2 separate regions of the Homo sapiens genome follow, and region 1 is linked to region 2. Evidence: read pairs that join two places in POLR2A ChIA-PET (ENCODE). Cell type or tissue: GM12878. All regions are shown on one strand. Links, peaks and the distances in the headings refer to the core of each region. The heading gives the core; the rest is flanking DNA. Region 1 has its middle 13 kb from the start of SNORA69. Region 2 has its middle 9.3 kb from the start of SEPTIN6.

Evidence for each region. ChIA-PET counts read pairs that join two places held together with the same protein. Peaks named below come from ENCODE experiments on the same cell type or tissue, not always from the same donor. Only the 100,000 strongest peaks of a DNase experiment are listed, where the experiment ranks them.
Region 1: POLR2A ChIA-PET joins it to region 2 with 5 read pairs; 11 of 35 experiments call an interaction of 5 or more read pairs at or near these places.

The regions. Positions count from the first base shown.
Region 1 is chrX:119,772,159-119,777,534 of GRCh38, reverse strand. No RefSeq gene overlaps it. Among named protein-coding and RNA genes, the nearest start is that of SNORA69, 13 kb to the left of the region's middle. In GM12878, for the core only: no CTCF peak of the experiment used is centred there; no DNase peak of the experiment used is centred there; H3K27ac peaks cover 933 bases.
Region 2 is chrX:119,699,792-119,705,167 of GRCh38, reverse strand. No RefSeq gene overlaps it. Among named protein-coding and RNA genes, the nearest start is that of SEPTIN6, 9.3 kb to the right of the region's middle. In GM12878, for the core only: no CTCF peak of the experiment used is centred there; no DNase peak of the experiment used is centred there.

The sequences.
Region 1 (5,376 bases), core at 250-5,249, 72 kb before region 2:
ACAGGGCCGCTTTATGTGGCTTGGCCTTCTCACGGCATGATGGTCTTGGGTAGATGACTGCTTATGTGATGACTGGCCTGATCATGTGTTCCAAGAGACAGGAACTGGAAGCTGCCAGTCTCTTAAGACCTGGGCCCTAAAACTGGCACCGGGACCAGCTTCCTGGGGGTGGTCGTGCAGTTGCACAGGGCTCTGTGCTTAGCTTGATGCTCTGATTTTGCTATCTTGAAATCCCTTTTTTTTTTTTTTCTGAGATGGAGCCTTGTTGTGTTGCCCAGGCTGGAGAGCTATGGCGTGATCTCGGCTCACTGCAACCTCCACCTCCTGGGTTCAAGCGATTCTCCTGCCTCAGCCTCCCGAGTAGCCGGGATTACAGATGCATACCACCATGTCCGGCTAATTTTGTGTACTTTTAGTAGAGACAGGGTTTCAACATGTTGGCCAGACTGGTCTCAAACTCCTGACCTCAAGTGATCCACCGGCCTCGGCCTCCCAAAGTGCTGGGATTACAAGCGTGAGCCACCACGCCCAGTCTTTCTTGAAATTCTTAATTTCTTAAAAGGGGTCTCACATTTTCAGTTTGGGCTCCACAAATTACGTAGCTGGTCCCACCCAGACTGGGTTATCCCTTTTCCTGTATTTTTTTGGTCTAAGCAGTTCCAGAACCCATCCAGATTCAAGGGAAAGTGTGATAGAGGCCACCTCTCAATGGGAAGAGTATCAAAGGACTTATGGTCATCTTTAATCCATCACAGCATGGTATGGGAAAGGAGAAAGAGCACTGGTATCAAGAAATCTGAGGCTTAGTCCCAGTTTTACAGCTACAACTAGCCTGCCACTAACAAGCCACCACAGCTTTGGGGACCTGTTTTCTTCCATTTGAAATGAGGAAATTGGACTTGATCGCTAACCTCTAAAATCATGAACCTATAATGCCACATTTGTAACTGTCTAATGTACATCTAACATGGTGTTCATTAGAAAAACTGTTTCCAGGCCGGGCATGGTGGCTCAGGCCTGTAATCCCAGCACTTTGGGAGACTGAGGCGGGTGGATCGCTTGAGGTCAGGAGTTGGAGACCAGCCTGGTCAACATGGTGAAACCCCATCTCTGCTAAAATTATAAAACTTAGCCAGGCATGGTGGCAGGCACCTGTAATCCCAGCTACTTGGGAGGCTGAGGCAGGAGAATCGCTTCAACCCAGGAAATAGAGGTTGCAGTAAGCTGAGATCGCGCCACCGCACTCCAGCCTGGTGACAAAGTGAAACTCTGTTTCAAAAAATGAAAGAAAAAAGAAAAATTGTTTCCACGGGGCTCTCCAAAGGAAGAAGGGCATGGGAACTGAAGGCAAATGAATACAAAAAACACAACTATTAGTTAAATCAGAAAGCCTGTGGATCTAAATTCAAGGTCAGCTGCCTCCAACTCCCACTTGTTCATTCTCAAACACCCGTTTCAGACTATGAGGCAGATACATAGTGTTGTATCTGTGCTGGGTGCTGAGCTGCAGCAGTGAACCACAACCACAGGCCCACATCTTCTTGGACTCCCAGCCTACATGGAGGCAGATGACAGTGCCGACACAGCTCCTAGTGCAGAGTGCTGCGGCAAGGAAGGCACTAGGGTCTTGGGAACCTGTACCGAACACGGGAGGGACTGAGGAAGAGCAAACTGAGCCCTGGAGGCCCACGAGGAGCTAGGTTTTGCGGCTGAGGCTGCCGGGTGGAACGTTCATGTCCTATGCAGAGGAAACAGACTGTGAAAAGGCCCAGTCAAGAGAAAGCTGGGAGATCGGGAACTGAAAGTTACTGCATGGCAGGAGTGTAGAAAGGGGATGTATTCGTGGGTGAAGAAAGAGGATGCGAACAGGAAGTAGTGAATAGGAATGAGGCTGGAGAGGTAAGCAGACGCCAGATCACGAGGAGCCTCTAAGTCTTAAGTGAGAGCTTCAATTCTATCCTGAGGCCAAGAGAAACATTAAAGAGTTCAAAAGTAGACAGTGGCCTATCAGGTTTGGGTTTAAGAAATCATCGAGGTTAGTAGGCTGGGCGTGGTGGATCATGCCAGTAATCCCAGCACTTTGGGAGGCTGAGGCAGGCAGATCACCTGAGGTCAGGAGTTCAAGACCAGCCTGGCCAATATGGTGAAACCCCGTCTCTACTAAAAACACAAAAATTAGCTGGGCTTGGTGGCACATGCCCGTAATCCCAGCTATTCAGGAGGCTGAGGCAAGAGAATCACTTGAACCTAGGAAGCGGAGGTTGCAGTGAGCTAAGATCCTGCCACTGCACTGCAGCCTGGGTGACAGAGCAATACTCTGTCTCAAAAAAAAAAAAAGAAAAAAAAAAGGAAAGGAAAGAAAGAAAAAGAAAAGAAAAAACAGAATGTGTTTAACTTCCTGCAACCAAACCTGTGAACTCACCTGTATGTGCGCCCTCTTTTTCCTCCTGCACTCCTGTTATAATAATAACAGCTACCATTTATGCAATGTTCCTATGTGCAAGACACAATGGTAAGCATATTACATGCATTATCTCCTTTAATGATCAGCCCAAATTTATGAGGCAGGTACTCATAATTCCTTTTTTTTCCCCCTTGAGACGGAGTCTCACTCTGTCACCCAGGCTGGAGTGCAGTGGTGCGATCTCGGCTCACTGTAACCTCTGCCTCCTGGGTTCAAGCAATTCTCTGCCTCAGCCTCCCGAGTAGCTGGGATTACAGGCACCTGCCACCATGCCTGGCTAATTTTTGTATTTTTAGTAGAGACGGGGTTTCACCATCTTGGCCAGGCTGGTCTTGAACTCCTGACCTTGTGATCCACCCGCCTTGGCTTCCCAAAGTGCTGGGATTACAGGCATGAGCCACCAGTCCTGGCCAATTCCATTGTATTATAGTCAAGGAAAGTAAGACTCAGGGAGAGTGAGTGACTTACCCAGGGTCTCACAGCTAGAAGGTGGTAGAACTAAGCTCTAATCAGACTGTCTGACTCCAGAGTCTCCTCCTCTGTGAGACAAATTCCTAGTCCTATGCTCTGCCTTATCCCTTCCCACCTCTTGGGAGCTTTGATCCATTGACTATTCGTGTTGACTCCTCTGTCTTCCTACTTCTCCTTTTCTTTTGAGTCCTTTGTGTCATTACACAAACAAGCTGTGCCTCCCAAGCCAAAATAAAACCCCTCTCCTGGCCGGGCACGGTGACTCATGCCTATAATCCCAGCACTTTGGGAGGCCGAGGCAGGCAAATCACGAGGTCAGGAGTTTGAGACCAGCCTGGCCAACATGGTGAAACCCCGTCTCTACTAAAAATACAAAAATTAGCTGGGCATGGTGGTAGGCGCCTGTAATCCCAGCTACTCGGGAGGCTGAGGCAGGAGAATCGCTTGAACCCGGGAGGGGGAGGTTGCAGTGAGCCGAGATCACGCCACTGCACTCCAGCCTGGGTGACAGTGCGAGACTCTGTCTCAAAAAAAAAAAAAGAAAAGAAAAAAACCCTCCAGTAACCCCACAGCTACCTCCAGTTCTCTCTTGATTTGCTTATCCACGTATCCAACTGTCTATTGGATCTCTTCACCTCGATGTCATATAGCCAATCTCAAACTTAATGTATCCAAAACAAGTTTTGATCCCCTTCCCCTACCCACCAAAAAAACCTATTCTTCTCATGGCCCTTCCTCTCAGTAAATGACACCACCATCCACCCTGTTGCTCAAGTCAGAAACCTGAGCATCACCCTTGCCACCTCTGTCTTCCTCCTCCCCTACATTCAGTCAATCACAAGTCTTGTTGATTCCATGAAATCTCTCTTATCTGTCCATCTGACTCTACAGACCATAGCCTCTTACCAGTCCCTCTAATCCTAGCCTACTCCTCTCCATCCCGAATCAGTGGGTTCTCAGCAGCAGTCCACATGCTAACGTTGATGCTTTTTTTTTTTTTTTTGAGACAGAGTCTCACTCTGTCACCCAGGCTGTAGTGCAGTGGCGCGATCATGGCTCACTGCAGCCTCGACTTCCCAGGCTCAGGTGATCCTCCCATCTCAGCCTCCCAGGTGGCTGGGACTATAGGCATGTGCCACCATGCCCAGCTAATTGTTTTCTATTTTGTAGAGATGGGGTTTTGCCATGTTGCCCATGCTGATTGAGAACTCCTGGGCTCAAGTGATCCACCCGCCTTGATTCTGTAATCTGTGGGATTACAGAATCCTAGTACTTTGGGAGGCTGAGACAGGCAGATCACCTGAGGTTGGGAGTTCGAGACCAGCCTGGCCAGCATGGTGAAACCCCGTCTCTACTAAAAATACAAAAAAATTAGCCGGGCGGGGTGGCAGGCGCCTTTAATCCCAGCTACTCGGGAGGCTGAGGCAGGAGAACTGCTTGAACCCGGGAGGCGGAGGTTGCAGTGAGCCGAGATTGCGCCATTGCACTCCAGCCTGAGCGACAGAGCAAGACTCCATCTCAAGGAAAAAAGAAAAGATGCCCGGGGCCTCATGAGTGAGTGTAATGGGTAGAGTGTTAACATAGCCTGAGCAGCAGGGAAGACATCCCCAAGGAGGTAACATTTAATCTGACACCTGAAATGAAGGATGAGTGGGTGAATGAAGGATGAGTGGGTCAGGTGAAGTCAGGAGCAAGGGAGAGGGGAAAGTGTTTCTGGAGAGTGAACAGCATGCAGGAACCCCAGGGTTGAGAAGAACATGGCTGTTCGAAGGATCAGCAAGGAGGACTGAGTGGCTGGAGCAGAGTGAGGGAGGGTAAGTGGGGAAGGGAAAAAACAACTTTGGGAGAGGCAGGGAGGGTGCAGTGGCTCATGCCTGTAATCCTAACACTTTGGGAAGTTGAGGAGGGTGGGCCACTTGAGCCCAGGAGTTGGAGACCAGCCTGGGCAACAGGGTGAAACCCTGTCTCTACAAACAATACAAAAAGCTAGCCTGGTGTGGTGGCATGCACCTATAGTCCCAGCTACTCGGGAGGCTGAGGTGGGAGGATCACTTGAACCCGGGAGGTCGAGGCTGCAGTGAGCTGTAATCACACCACTGCACTCCAGCGTGGGTGACAGAGTAAGCATCTGTCTCAAAAAAAAAAAAAAAAAAACAAAACAAAACAAACAACAACAACAAAAAACAGGACTTTGGGAGAGAATGTAGAGTGAAGAGAAAAGCTTCCAGAACTTCATCCTGGTAAACCCCAGCAATTAAAGCCATAGGAGGTTATGGAAGACTAGACAAGAGTTTCAAACAGGAGGAAGTAGCCAACATTGTTCAGTGCTGCCAAGAAGTGAACTAAGATAAGGACTTGGATTTGGCAGATGGGAGGTGCAAAGGCATGAATATATGTGTCCCTCTGAAATGTGTATGTTGTAGGCCGGGCACGGTGGCTCA
Region 2 (5,376 bases), core at 238-5,237:
GGATAAAAATATCCCCCTTAATGTTGGTCTAGGGGCCTGTGTGATCTTGCTCTATGCTCACCTCTTCAGTCTCATTTCATCCTGCTCTGGTCCCTGTGCACTTCAGCCACATCAGCTTTCTTTTCTTTTTGTTTCTTTCTCTCTTTCTTTCTTTTTTTTTTTTTTTGAGATAGGGTTTCGCTCTGTCGCCCAGGCCAGAGTGCAATGGTGCAATCACAGCTCACTGCAGCCTCCACCTCCAGACTCAAGCAATCCTTCCACTTCAGCCTCCCAAGTAGCTGGGACTACAGGTATGTGCTACTATGCCTGGCTAATTTTTTAACCTTTTTTTTTTTTTTTTTTTTTAGAGATGAGGTCTCACTATGTTGCTCAGGCTGGTCTCAAACTCCTGGCCCCAAGCAATCCTCCTGCCTTGGCCTCCCAAAGTGCTAGGATTACAGGTGTGTGTCACCACTCCCACCCTCTGTTTCTTGCATAGAGTTTTCATACATGCTCTTTCCTTTGCTTGGAATGCTCTTCCTACTCCCATCCTCCCTTTACCTTGCTCACACCCATTTAATCTTCTGATCTGAATTCAAACGTCACTTCCTCCATGAAGCCTCATAGATGGACATACTAGACTGCTAGACTAAGTCAAATCTGTCCCCATCCCACCCCACCACCATTATAGGCTCTCAGGGCACCATGAGTATCTCCTAGGTGCTCTTATTGCAGTTTTATTTTTTCATTAATGTGTGTGATATTGTTTGCTATCTGTCTTCCCTATTAGACTGTAAGCTCCATGAAGTCAGGGACCAAGTCTGCTTTTGCTCACTGTTAATCTCCAGCACTTAGTCTAGGACTTGACACACGGTAGGTACTCAATAAATATTTGTGGGATTAATGAATCACATAGTGACCTTTGTGTATAGGAAATACATAAAACTATGCAAGCTAGTATTTTTCCTTTTGCTATGCCTTCCAGAAAGCTAAAAATCATATTTAAAGCTTGCGATGGTTAATTTTATATGTCAACTTGACTGGGCCAAGGGATTCCCAGAAATAGGATGTGTCTGTGAACATGTTTCTGGAAGAGATTAGCATTTGAACTGGTAGATTGAGTAAAGCAGATGGCCTTCCCCAATGTGGGCATCATCTAATCTGTTGAGGGCCTGAATAGAAGGAAAAAACAGATGAAGCTGGGCCCAATGACTTATGCCTGCAATCCCAGTGCTTTGGGAGGCTGAGGCAGGAGGATTGTTTCAGACCAGGGGTTCAAGATCAGCCTGCACAACAAAGTGAGACCCTGTCGCTACTAAAAATAAAAAAAATTAGCTGGGCATGGTGGCAAGTGCCTGCAGTTCCAGCTACTTGGGAGCCCAAGGCAGAAGGAATTCTTGAGCTTATGAGCCCAGGATTTTGAGGCTGCAGTCAGTGAGCTATGATTGTGCCACTGCACTCCAGCCTTGGGGACAGAGTAAGATCCCGTCTCTTAAAAAAATGCAGTGGAAGATTGAGTTGCCTTTCTTTCCCTAACTGTTGATCTGAGGCATTTCTCTTCTCCTGTCCTTGGATCTTTTTTGTTTTTTTAAAGACAGAATCTCACTCTGTGGCCCAGGCTGGAGTGCAGTGGCATGATCTCAGCCCACTACAACCTCTGCCTCCTGGGTTCAAGTGATTCTCCTGCCTCAGCCTCCCAGGTAGCTGGGATTACAGGCCCCTGCCATCACTCCCGGCTAATTTTTGTATTTTTAGTAGAGATGGGGTTTCACCATGTTGGCCAGGCTGGTCTCGAACTCCTGGCCTCATGTGATCCACCCGCCTTGGACTCCCAAAGTGCTGGGATTACAGGCGTGAGCCACCATGCCCGGCCTCTTTGGACTCTTGGGCTGGCACTTACACCATCAGATCTTCTGGTTCTCAGGCCTTTGGATTCGAACTGGAATTTTGTGCCCCTGACTTTCCTGGTCTCCAGGTTGCAGATGGTAAATTGTCGGGCTTCTCAGACTCCATAATCATGTGGGCCAATTCTTTATAATAAATATCATATATGTTAATATAATAAGTATATAAAATTAATATACATATATTCTGTTTCTCTGGAGACTCCAGTGTAATACAAAGCTGAATCATAGCAATTATATCAACCCACTAGAAATAGCATATTTGAATTCTCTGTTTTGATCCTGATGTACCCATAAAATCTGTTTTGGAATGAGATGTGCGTGTGTGTGTGCATGGGTGTGCACATGTATCTGTGTACACAGTGTATGGGTACAAAAAGAAATCAGTACATAAATGCAAAGTATTGAGAGCTTGATATAAAATGGATATCTCATCTTGATCAATGAGTAATGGTGGTGATGGTGAAGCCAATATCTCACCAAGGTGTCATTATCATCTTTTTCTTTCTTTCTTTCTTTTTTTTTTTTTTTTGAGACGGAGTCTTGCTCTGTCACCAGGCTGGAGTGCAGTTACGTGATCTCGACTCACTGCAACCTCCACCTCCCAGGTTCAAGCAATTCTCCTGCCTCAGCCTCCCGAGTAGCTGGGACTACAGGCGAGCGCCACCACGCCCAGCTAATTTTTGTACTTTTAGTAGAGACACGGTTTCACCATGTTGGCCAGAATGGTCTTGATCTCTTGACCTAGTGATCCGCCCGCCTTGGCCTCACAAAGTGCTGGAATTACAGGCATGAGCCACTGTGCCTGGCCTTTTTTTTTTTTTTTTCTGACAGACTCTTGCTCTGTTGCCCAGGCTGGAGTGCAATGGTGTGATCTCGGCTCACTGCAACCTCTGCCTCCCGGGTTCAAGCGATTCTCCTGCCTCAGCTTCCCGAGTAGCTGGGACTACAGGCGTGTGCCACCATGCCCGGCTAATTTTTTGTATTTTTAGTAGAGACGGGGTTTCACCATGTTAGCCAGGATGATCTCAATCTCCTGACCTCATGATCCACCCGCTTTGGCCTCCTAAAGTGCTGGGATTACAGGCGTGAGCCACCACGCCTGGCTCATTACCATCTTTTTCTATCTGTCTCTTATTTTTCTGTGTCTTATTTCAATCCTCTCACAGTCTTTGTGACTTGTCTGTGGAGAACTGTGAGGCCACTGGGTACAGACCTTGTTTCTCTCAATTCTCTACCATATCTATGGGTTGTTGATCAGTATCACTCAACTTGCAGAACTCGGTGTCTTTGTAAACTTTTTTTTCTTGTGAAATATAACATACATCCAGAAGAGTTCCTAAAGCATAAAATACAGCAGAATCAATATTGATAAAGCAAACACCCATGTAAAGACCACCGGGAAGTAGAACATTGGTATTTATTGTCTGTACTACACCTTGGATACTGCCTTATGACGTATTTGGTATTTGCTATTTGACTTTGTGTGTATGTGTGTGTGTGTGTGTGTGTGTGTGTAGTCTCCCCAGTTAGACACCAAGCTCTTTCAGAACAAAACTATATTTTTTCTGGATATACCCCACCATTCCTTTTTTAGGTTCGGGGGTACACGTGTAGGTTTGTTACATGGGAGTGTTGCATGAGAAACTAGACTTTATATTTCTTTTCTTTTTTTTTTTTTTGAGATGGAGTCTCGCTCTGTCTCCCAGGCTGGAATGCAGTGGCAACATCTCGGCTCACTGCAACCTCTGTCCCTGCCAGGTTCAAGTGATTCTCCTGCCTCAGCCTCCCGAGTAGCTGAGATTATAGGCATGCACCACCACGCCCAGGAAATTTTTGTATTTTTAGTAGAGACGGGGTTTTACCATGTTGGCCAGGCTGGTCTCAAACTCCTGACCTCATGTGATCCGCCCGCCTCAGCCTCCCAAAGTGCTGGGATTACAGGCGTGAACCACCGCACTGGCCTAGACTTTATATTTCTTTATACATACTACAGTGCCTAGTGGAGGGTCCTAGATATGGCAGGTGCTCAATACTTTCTACAAGATCGTACTCTATGGCTCTGGGAATACTGCTGAGCAAACAACAGTTGTTTGGGGGAATACAAAATTATATCGTTTGTCTAAATCAGTGTGTATAAACCAGGGTATAAGGATAACTAGTATGTCATGATGTGGGTGGGAAGCCCAGCCTTCTCTTGAGTTCCAGGTCTTGCCTAGCTGAGGACTATTACAGTACCCTGCTAACTAGTCTCCCTCTAGTCTTTTTTTTTTTTTTTTGGCTCACTGCAACCTCCAACTCCCAGGTTCAAGCGAGTCTCTTGCCTCAGCCTCCCAAGTAGCTGGGATTACCAGCGCGTGCCACCATGCCTGGCTAATTTTTTTGTATTTTTAATAGAGACGGGGTTTCACTGTGTTGGCCAGGATGGTCTCGATCTCTTGACCTCGTGATCCACCTGCCTTGGCCTCCCAAAGTGCTGGGATTACAGGTGTGAGCCACCGCGCCCGGCTTCCTGCCTCTAGTCTTACCTTCATTCAATCAGTTCTTCATGTGGTGACTCAAGTGATCTGCATAAACATAGATCTCACTCTGTCATGCCACTGCTCAATAACCATTCACGCAGTAGTTCTCCAACTTTGATGTGCCTCAGAGCCGCCTGGAGTGCTTGGTACAAATCCACATTCTTTCTCTCATACAGAGATTCTGATTCAGCAGATCTGAGGTGGGCTCTAGGGCCCTGCATCTGTTAGGAACACTATAGGTGATTCTGATGCAGCTGGTTGGGTACCACCCATTAAGAAACAGGAATTCAAAGGCTCTTTTATTCCCTACACATTGAAACTTCAGCATCCATAGAATGGCACACAAGACCTTTAATGGGTGGCCCCTTGTAATGCTGAGTCTATTCCTTCCATGCCACTCCACTCTCATGTCGCTGTCACCAGCATTTCTTGCTTGAACTGCTACAGCAGTGTCCTCACTCCCAAGTCTTGCATATTTTTCTTTTTTAGAGTTGAGGTCTCACTCTGTTACCCAGGCAGTGCAGTGGTGCAATCATAGCTCACTGCAGCCTTGAACGTCTGAGCTCAAGTGATCCGCCTGCCTCAGCCTCCCAAAGTGCTGGGATTATAGGCATGAGCCACTGCACCTGGCCCCTAACTGCTTTAATCGCCTTCTGTTCCAATCTTTTTCCCAAGCTGGAGAGAGAGTGACCTTTCAAAATTGCAAATATGGGCTAGGCATGGTGGCTCACACCTGTAATCCCAACACTTTGGGAGGCCAAGGCGGGTGGATCACCTGAGGTCAGAAGTTCGAGACCAGCCTGACCAACTTGGTGAAACCCCATCTCTACTAAAAATACAAAAATTAGCTGGACCTGATGGCACAAGCCTGTAGTCCCAGCTACTCGGGAGGCTGAGGCAGGAGAATTGCTTGAACCCAGGAGGCAGAAGTTGCAATGAGTAGAGATCGTGCAACTGCACTGCAGCCTGGG